Linked DNA regions of Homo sapiens: region 2 is linked to region 1. Evidence: chromatin contacts called from ENCODE Hi-C data. All regions are on one chromosome and are shown on one strand. Each heading gives the region's core, a stretch centred on a gene start or an enhancer-like site at or near the end of the contact. The rest is flanking DNA. Distances are from core to core; before and after follow the strand shown. Region 1 holds the start of ZNF548 (zinc finger protein 548). Region 2 holds the start of ZBTB45 (zinc finger and BTB domain containing 45).

Region 1 (5,008 bases), core at 1,292-3,791:
AACTCAGGGAAACCCCTTCTGGACATTGGTCTAGGCAAAAAAATTCATGAATAAGACTTCAAAAGCATAAACAACATAAACAAAAGTAGACAGGACCTAATTAAACTAAACAGCTTCTGTATAGCAAAAGGACTAATCAACCAAGTAAATGTACAACCTGAAAAATGGGATGAAATATTTGCAAACTATGCATCTGACAGGGTACTAATATCCAGAATTTACAAAGAACTCAACAACAAACAAACAAAACATAACAAAAAAACAACAACAAAAAATCTCATTAACAGTAAGCACAGGGCTGGGCGCGGTGGCTCACACCTGTAATCCCAGCACTTTGGGAGGCCGAGGCAGGTGGATCACCTGAGGTCAGGAGTTCAAGACCAGCCTGGCCAACATGGTGAAACCCCGTCTCTACTAAAAATACAAAAAATTAGCTGGGCGTGGTGGTGGGCACCTGTAATCCCAGCTACTTGGGAGGCTGAGGCAGCAGAATTGCTTGAACTAACCTGGGAGGTGGAGGTTGCAGTGAGCCGAGATCGCGCCACTGCACTCCAGCCTGGGCGACGGAGCGAGACTCCATTTCAAAAAAAAAAAAAAAAAAAAAACAGTAAGCACAGGGCAGACATTTTTCAAAAAGAAGACACATAAATCGCAAGCAGGCATATAAAAAAATGCTCAACATCATTAATCATCAGACAAATTCAAATTAAAACCACAGTATCTCCTTACACCAGTCAGAATGGCTATCATTTAAATGTCAAAAAACAACTGATGTTGCCCAGGATATGGAGAAGAGAAAAAGGTTACACACTGTTGGTGAGAATGTAAATAAGTACAACCTCAATGGAAAACAGTATGAAGATTTTTCAAATAACTGAAAATAGAACTGCCATTAAATCCACCAATTCCACTACTGGGCATCTACCCAAAGGAAAATAAATCATTACATTAAAAAAAACATGTATTTTTATCACAGCACTATTCACAATAGCAAAGATAGGGAATTAACCAATTATCCATCAATGTATGACTGGGTAAAGAAAATGTGGCATATATATACACAAGGTAATACCACTAGGCCACAAAAAAAAAAAAAAGCATGAAACTATGTCTTTTACAGCAATGTGGATGGAACTGGAGGCCATTATTAAATGAAACAACTCAGAAACAGAAAGTCAAATACCAAATGTTCTCACTTACAAGTGGAAGCTGAATAATGTGTACACATGGACAAAGAGTGTGGAATGACAAACATTGGAGACTCCAAACAGGTAGAAGGATGAGACGAAGATGAGTGATGAAAAATTACTTAATGGATACAATGTACATTATTCAGGCGATGGATACATTAAAAGCCCAGACTTGACCACTATGCAAATATATCCATATAACAAAACTGCACTTGACTCCTTAAATTTATGCAAACAAACAAACAAAAAAAACCCGAGACCGACCTACTCAATCTGATCCTCAGACCATTCTCTGGCCCAGTCCAAGCCCTCCATCCGTCTGGTATCGCCAACCCAATCCCCTTCCTCAGACTCCACACCTTTATGTCCACCTGTCTGTGTGACATATCCATCTTGAGACATTTGAGAATCACCATGTCCAAAATCCAACCTGTGATCTTCTCCCGGAAATCTGCTCTTTATGCTGACTTCCCCAACTCCATTCTTCCAAACGTTCAAACAGAAAACAAAAAACAAAACAAACACTTGAAACGGTTCTTCACTGCCTTTGTTCAGACATAACTGAAGCACCAGGAAAACCTACGGGCCCTATCTTTCAGGCCTATGAAGAATCTCATCACATCTCCCTCTACTGTCACTGGTCCAGCCCCAACCATAATTCTCCTGGGTCTACTGCAGTGGCCTCAGGGCCTTTTCGCGTCTCCCTGTGTCCATTCCTAACCTGGTTTTCCTAACTTGAAACTTCGAACTCTGGACCTGCCCCCTCCAACTGTCCCTCCCTTGACAACCTTCCATGGTTACTGGCTGCTCAGGTTGCCATTCCAAGCGAGAATTCACAAAACCCTCTCTTTCCCGCAGAAACAACACACACCCCTGACGCCCCAACACAGCCCACTCGGCAGCGCCTCCATGCTCTGAACCTGAGGTCCCTAACGGGAGCTCTGAGGCTGCATCAAATCGGCTGATACGGGGACCCCACACAGGAACGCCCCTCTCTTCGGGACAAGGGGCCTGACCTGCAGGGCCCCTTCAGGGGGCTTCAGCACTGGGAGGACCGGTCGGGCGGGGGAGCCTGGGACGGGACACCCACCTCAGTCAGGTTCATCAGCAAGGCCTCCGCCAGCCCAGCCAGGGAAGAGCGGGGCGGGAGCGACAAAGGCAAGACAAGGACGCCACTGTCCCCAGCGCTTGTCAGTTGACTCACTCCCGCCTCTCCGTGGTGGGAACCGAGCCGCTTCTCGCGCTTTTCCGTTCCGTCACTTCGGTGACGTCAGACAGAGCCATAGGCCGAAGTTGGTGAAACACCACACAGAACCAAAACGACCACCACCAGGAGGACGGCGGAAGTCCCGCCCTCCGACGGTGCGCACGCACGCAAACGTCCCCTTCTAAGCCTTTATTGGGTAAGTCGTGCCGCCGAGAGCTGCAGTGTCTTCTGGGTTATGAAGTTTCGACACCGCTTCCGGACTTGTCTTAGAGCGTTGATCAGTCCTTATATGGCAGATAAAGGCCCAGTGGCACTGTCAGGGGAGCTGGGAAACGGAGTCCCCGACTCCAAAGACAGGAGGGGGCTTGGCTTGCTCTTAAAGGCAACATACGGTATTTTTTTGGATTGTAGTATAGGATATTTACAGAAATGTTAGCAACTTATTACTTAAGACTCTATTAAGCACAGCTAATTCCCAATAACTACAGGTCCAAAGAGACACCCCATACCATAAAGGCAGTCTGCCTCTACTCATGCCTGCCAGCCATATTATTGCTTTTCAAATACACATACAGTTACGCTTTGGCGTCTGTTTAGTAAGCTTCAATATGTTTGGTCCAGAAGAAGAAAGAAAGACTACGCAGTTAGGGCTATGGACTGGAATTTGTAGGAAGGATGACAGGAGACGCTGAAGTAGGTTGAAAGGGTGAAGCTATGCCTCTGGATCAAAGAGAATACATCTTACCTGACTGTAGAGTCAGCGATTGTGTTCCTACGAAGGGTGCAACGCTTTTATTCTAATAATACTTACTACTTCATATCTGAGATATTTTCCATTTATTTTAAGAATCACAATCCTATCTGAAAATGAGAGTGACGACCAAAATGAGTGATTGAGGCATAAGTCACAAATCATGGAGGATTACTGGACCAGCCTAAGGGCACATCCAGAAAAATGTAAGTCACAGAAGCATCTGTGGCTGGTTTTTCCAAAGAGGTTCTTAGGAGGTTTAGTATTTATTATACATTTTCCTTAAAAAGGAAGAGGGGTTGGCAGTGAGACAAATGATTACAGACATGTGAAACTTTAGTTAGTGCCCAGTAAATCTACATTTTACATAAGATAGAGTAAACACGTGAGGGGAAAAGGGAATAAAGAAGATGTCTCAGAGAAGGATGAAGGAATGAATAATCTCATCTTCTCTCTGTTCTGTACCTTGGAAGATAAGCTAGTAGTCTTCTGAAAAGGTTGATTTCTATTTAGCCCTTAGGGAAGAAAACCTAATGATTGTAGTGTGGTAGGGGATATAATGAGGTGTGTCTGATTTCCCGTTCCTCTATAGTGGTGAATTCAGCTTCCAAAGTTATTCTAGGGTTCTCATGGTCAAGAGGGCATCCATTCAGTCAGTTAGGGGGTGCTTAGAATTTTATTTTTATTTCTCAAGAGCAGCTGATACATGCCATTTCTGGACAACATTGTCTACCGTTTTCATAGTTGAAGCATATGCACATCTTATCCTCAAAAAAGGTGTGGAATTCCATGATGTTATCTTCTTCCTCAGAAGTGATTTAAAATTTCACCTGTGTTTACAACTGTATTTGCACAGGGAGTCGAAATGTGAAAAACACTTGTGAAATAAAAAAATTACCGAAATCTATTAGTAATTATGTAGGTTATTCCAAAAGAAAAAAAACCAGAAGCCCTAGAGAAATCGATCTGTAATGTGAGAAAAAGATAAGATCTCAATGTTTGAGTGAGAGACAGCAAATTCTGAGAAGTCAGAGAATGAAGTTGAACCTGTGGCTCTGCTGGACACTTGGACACACTATGCTTTTGTTTCCAAAATGTAATTTTTTTACACACTTGAAAACATTGCTCATTAACTGCTTAGAGGGGTAAGTACAGATGATAAACTGAAAGACTTGCCACAGATAAAAATGAATAGAGAAGCTGTGTGATAATGTGTATTTACTTCTCTAGTAAATGTTCAATGAGCACATATGTATTGGGTTTCAGATCAATGATAGGTGCATGGGACACACTGGGAATAGGTTTCCCAGCTGCTATGTGTATACAGGACTGTTCTATGTTTTCTTAGATTCTGTATTTGTCTGTTTGATATTCATTAATCACAGGGTCAAACTAATAGAACCAAAGTTGTTTACTTTTTTTCTTGCAAGCCACTTACTCAAGTGCATGAAACTCATATAAAACCCCCCAACCACAAACACTAAAATGTGTTTTTCCTTCCTGCCCATCGACGGTATCTCTACCTCATCATTCTCTGCCACTTTAGTTATAAAGACATACTTCCAGTTACTCTGTTTTCTCTTTCTGCTTTCCAGTCTCTGTATGTAATAAGGTTTCTTGTGGCCTGTGTGGTGTTCAGTGCCTCTTATTTCCAGGGAACTGTAACATTAATCTTTTCTTTTGATGGCAGTGTCCCCTCTGTGTCATTGCTAATTATTAATTAAGACCTGGGCACAGTTTAAGAATATGACCTATATATAACGATTTTTCCTGAATCCTGTATTGACTTATCAGAATGGCCTACATATCCTACATATCAGCTGGTTGTAATATATTACAAAGAATCACCAGTGGGAGACA
Region 2 (5,008 bases), core at 1,568-4,067, 1.1 Mb before region 1:
TTTCACTCTTGTTGCCCAGGCTGGAGTGCAATGGTACGATCTCAGCTCACTATAACCTCTGCCTCCCGGGTTCAAGCGATTCTCCTGCCTCCGCCTCCCAAGTAGCTGGGATTATGGGCACCCGCCACCACGCCCAGCTAATGTTTTGTATTTTTAGTAGGGACAGGCCGGGCACAGTGGCTCATGCCTGTAATCCCAGCACTTTAGGAGGCCGAGGCAGGCAGATCACCTGAGGTCAGGAGTTTGAGACCAGCCTGGTGAACATGGTGAAACACCGTCTCTACTAAAAATACAAAAATTAGTGGGGCATGGTGGTAGGTGCCTGTAATCTCAGCTACTCAGGAGGCTGAGGCAGGAGAATCGCTTGAACCTGTGAGGCGGAGGTTGCAGTGAGCCAAGATCGCGCCATTGCGCTCCAGCCTGGGGGACAAGAGCGAGACTTTGTCTCAGAAAAAAAAAAAAAAAAAGTAGAGACGGGGTTTCACCATGTTGTCCAGGCTGGTCTCAAACTCCTGACATCAGGTGATCCACCCGCCTCGGCCTCCCAAAGTGCTGGGATTACAGGTGTGAGCCACTGTGCCCAGCCTAGACTTGTGTTTTAATGAGGTTTCCCACCTGGTACATATTTTCCTCCCCCTGACCTCCAAATACCACATCTACAACACAATCACCCAGTAGCTGTCCTGGGTGAAGGACAGGCATCCTGACCCTGTCTGTCTTCTGGAGGCTTTGTTCTAGTCATGCGTTTGGACAGTTGGTTCCCTCTTTCACTGCCGAGTCCCTCTGTCCTCTGGGATAGGGGAAGTGAGAACTGCTCCCTGAGGAATGAGATCACGAAGGGGCCTGGTAAAAGCTGGGAAGGCACAGAAATAAAGCTTTCAGTGAGGGAAATGTGAGGAATGCGTTCATCAGATGGGAAACAAATAGTGGCATTTATTGGACTCTCACTGTGTGGAGGCCCTGGATCTCACCAGATGTATTTGTTTTCTATCGTTACTATAACAAATTACCAAAACTCCATAGGTTAAAACAATATCCATTTATTAGCTCACCATTCCATAGGTCAGAAGCCCAAGTAGGTCTTCTGTGGGTCTCATAAAGGCTAAAATCAAGGTGTGGTATGGACTAAGCTGCTATCTGGAGGCTCTGGGGAAGAATTTGCTTCCAAGCTCATTCAGGTTGTGGGCGGAATCTAGCTCCACGCACTTCTAGGGCTAAGGTCTGTTTTCTTTTCTTTCTTTCTTTTTTTTTTTTTTTTTTGAGACTGAGTGTCGCTCTTTCGCCCAGGCCCGACTGCAGTGGCGCTATCTTGGCTCACTGCAAGCTCCGCCTCCCGGGTTCACGCCATTCTCCTGCCTCAGCCTCCTGAGTAGCTGGGACTACAGGCGCCTGCCACCGCGCTCGGCTAATTTTTTTTTGTATTTTTAGTAGAGACGGGGTTTCACCGTGTTAGCCAGGATGGTCTCGATCTCCTGACCTCATGATCCGCCCGCCTCGGCCTCCCACAGTGCTGGGATTACAGGCGTGAGCCACCGCGCCCGGCCTTTTTTTTTTTTTTTTTTTTTTTTTTTTTTTGAGACGGAGTCTCGTTCTGTCGCCCAGGCTGGAGTGCAGTGGCGCGATCTCAGCTCACTTCAAGCTCCGCCTCCCGGGTTCATGCCAGTCTCCTGCCTCAGTCTCCCGAGTAGCTGGGACTACAGGCGCCTGCCACCACGCCCAGCTAATTTTCTGTATTTTTAGTAGAGATGGGGTTTCACTGTGTTAGTCAGGATGGTCTCGATCTCCTGACGTGATCCACCCGCCTTGGCCTCCCAAAGTGCTGGGATTACAGGCATGAGCCACTGCGCCGGGCCATGAGGTCTGTTTTCTTGCTGGCTGTTGTTGCAGCTCTTCTCAGATTCTCAGCATGACACCTGTCCTGTTGCATTTCCTCTCATGGACCTCTCTACCTTCAAAGCCTCTGGAACCCTTCTCCTACTTCAAGTTTCTCCACCTTCCTCTTCTGCCTTTAAGGACCCTTATGATACCTTGGACCTACCAAAATAATCCAGAATCATATCCTATTTTAAGATCAGCTAATGAGTAACCTTAATTATTTCCGCAAAAACCCTTTCACCATGTAGTGTAACTATTCATAGGTGAGATAATCATATTTACAGGTTCTGGGGATTTGGGCACGGAAATCTCGGAGGGGGCCATTTTCGGAATTCTGTCCCCCATACCAGATTGACTTGCAATGTCCCAGAATCTCACAGGGTCTAGCTCAGGGGAGGCCCAGAGCAGGGTGAGGCAGTTGTCTATTCCTGTCTGCGTTGTAGTAGAAGGTGCCAAGGCCGAGATGGGGTCCTTTCCCCAGTCCCACCCACAGCGGGCGGGCCTGGAGCGTCTGCAGTAGTGGTAGCTTGCTTGCACCTCCTGGCGGCCAGGGACCGAGACCTACTTCAGCTCTCACCCGTGTCACAGGAATAAGGCCACTTCCCCGGTTCGCAGTGGGGTTTAAACTGGCCAGAACACGTTGGGCACTTGGGCCGGGAACTGCCTTCCCATTCTGCATCACAGGGAGCTTGCGGATTGATCGCGCAGGCCCGCCACACCCCTGATCTCCTGGGCGACGCCGGAAGAGTGCTCTGGTCCAGACATTCCTCGCGACGCGGCAGCCCTAGCCTCTTCGACTTTGGTTCCGACTAAGAGGAGAGCCGGAGTGCAGACTGGCGGGAGCTGATCGCCATAAAAATACCGGAAACGTGCTTCGGCCTAGGGTTTCCCCTGCGCCGCCGCGACCGCAGGCCTCCGTTCCGCCGGGGTAACGGCCCGGAAGTGCGGCCTTGTAGTCGGTCAGGAGGAAGCGGCCACGGCAGAGCCTGGTGCCTGAAGAGGAGTCGGAGGTGGGGTCGAATGGGCATCCCCCTGCCGCAGGGCGGGCGAGGAGGCTGGGGCGTGCCAGGGGAGGGGCACCTGCGCTCCGCTAGAAGCGCACGCTGAGAACGCGAGGGGGCGCTGCAGGACCGGGGTACGGCGGGGGCCAGAGTGCGGGGTGGCAGCGGCGGGTCAGAGGGGTGCTTTGGGCGTAGGGTGGGGCGCGGGCAATGGAGCAGAGTATGGGAGAACGCGCTCGGAGTAAAGCACACGGCGCGGCGAAGGCGTGGCGGGAGTGTGCGGCGCCGGACCCGGGAAGCTGGCCTGGGCGCCGGGTCTCGAGTGCAGGCCTTTGTTCTGAAGTGTCCAGGCCGGCCTTGCGGCGTCGGGACTGAGGAATGGAGCCCGTCGCGGGGCGGGGCGGGAAAGGAAGGTTCAAGTCTCTCGGGTTGATGCGCAAGTTTCCGTCCCCATCGGCCGGACAGATTAGAATCCTTTCAGGTGCTAGGTGAATACAGATGGGGCGGTGCTGCTTGCTGAGTTAGCCTTTGCGCGGGCACAGGCCTGGCTTTTTTGAGGCATTGCACAGAAGGCTCAGAACAGGGCCAGGGAGCGGGGTGGTGTATCCGGATCCGTAGTCTGGAAAAGCTCCCTCTGGCTGCCGTGTGGGGAACAGAAGGGGAGGCGAGGGGCGCAGAGACACCAGCCAGGTTTCTTCATCCGTCCAGGACAGCGGGAACGGGGCAGTGGAGGTGCTCGAAGTGGTCTGAGGGTCAAATGTGGGGCATGCAAAAAAGGGAGGCGTCTGGCTGAGCAAAGGGACGGCGGATTGGGCATAAGGAGTCGGAGGGGTTGAATCTTGAGACCCCAGTAGAGCCCGAGGGTGTAGGGGCAGCATCAAGCCGAGCCCACCCTGGGGCTTTGTGACTCCAAGGGAGAGACAGGCTGGTGGAGCCTATACGGATGTCAGAGTCCAGAGCTCCTACCCTCCTCCCTTAGACTGGAGGTGTGTGCAGTCTGGGTGCGGGATGAGCCGAGTATCTCATCCCTTGTTTGATAGAAGGGGAAACAGGCCGAAGGATCACGGTTTACCTGCTTGATGGATGGAGTAGCAGAACTCCTCAGATTCCAGAGTCCTCTGAGGACTACCCCCTCCCCTTTCTGGTGCCTGATGTTGGGCCGTGTCCCCGATTACTCCATGGGCAGCTATCCAGTCACACACCCCTGCTCAATCCACACTTCCCCTCTCTGTGCCACACCCACACCCTGGGCCCCACAGGCCCCATCGAGATGGCAAGAAGCTGGGGCTGCAGGAGCCACCTCCCTGCTCGCTATGCTAGGGGCTGCCAGGGAGCATGTACTGGTTTCCCTGGGGCATCTCCCAAGGTACTGCCCAACCTTTTACCCTCAGCCCTTAGTGACTAGGCACACCCAGAACCACCCTGCCCAGGAAGCAGGTCATGCCACCCCACTCCTGCGAGAGCCTCTGTATATACTAGTTAAGGTGACCTGGTTCTGAGGCAGCAATCCTGCCTATGCACAGGGTCTCATACTGGGGGGATGTGGCTAAAGGAAACCAAAAGGAGCTGTCAGCAGGGGTGGAGGAGGAGTGGAAGCTAGCTGGGTAGAGAGCAAGGTCTACTCGGGGTGAGGCAGGTTAGCCAGTTGGGATGGGGGTCCCTGGCCTCTTCTACACACCGGGCTGCCCTCTTGGAGGGGCACATGGGGAGGCTTAGGGTTATTGGAGTTGGGGTGGGGTGGGTGGGTGAGTCAACATAGAGTAGGCCAAGGCCTGAACCTTTTCGGGAGCAGTGATTGAGGCCAACACCCTCTCCTAGGGGTGTGCTAGGGTTTGCAGCGTTAATGGGGGGCTGTAGACGGCCTGGCCAGGTCTGAGGTAGGGGGAGGAGGGAGTGCTGGAGTGTCCTGTGTTGGGAATGGGGACTGTGAAGGGCAGCTGGGGAGGGATGGGTTAGCGCGCCTTGGAGTGTGGTGCACTCGAGCCCTGTCCTGCAACAAGGGGTGAGGGGACAGGGACGTTGGGACAGATGGGGGTCCTCAGTTGACCTCTCCCTGCCCTCCTCTTGTTCTGTGCAGATGGCGGCTGCAGAGGCTGTGCATCACATACACCTGCAGAACTTCTCACGCTCTC

What was found. Hi-C counts contacts between places; a loop is a spot of excess contacts on that map. Pooled maps may share reads with other maps.
Region 2: a loop to region 1 is called in a pooled map, with 9 times the contacts of the local background. The contact joins the promoter of ZBTB45 here to the promoter of ZNF548 in region 1. A Hi-C loop is called at or near these places in 6 of 50 pooled maps.

What each region holds. Positions count from the first base shown.
Region 1 is chr19:57,387,387-57,392,394 of GRCh38, reverse strand. It overlaps ZNF548 (zinc finger protein 548), which reads right to left and starts at 2,541. Exons shown (of 4, transcript NM_001172773.2): 1 at 2,281-2,541. The coding sequence starts at 2,295. RefSeq lists enhancers at 2,284-2,763, 2,904-2,983.
Region 2 is chr19:58,517,619-58,522,626 of GRCh38, reverse strand. ZBTB45 (zinc finger and BTB domain containing 45) reads left to right here and starts at 2,817. Exons shown (of 3, transcript NM_001316979.2): 1 at 2,817-2,885; 2 at 4,954-5,008. The coding sequence starts at 4,954. RefSeq lists enhancers at 2,533-2,852, 3,910-4,570 and a silencer at 2,943-3,042.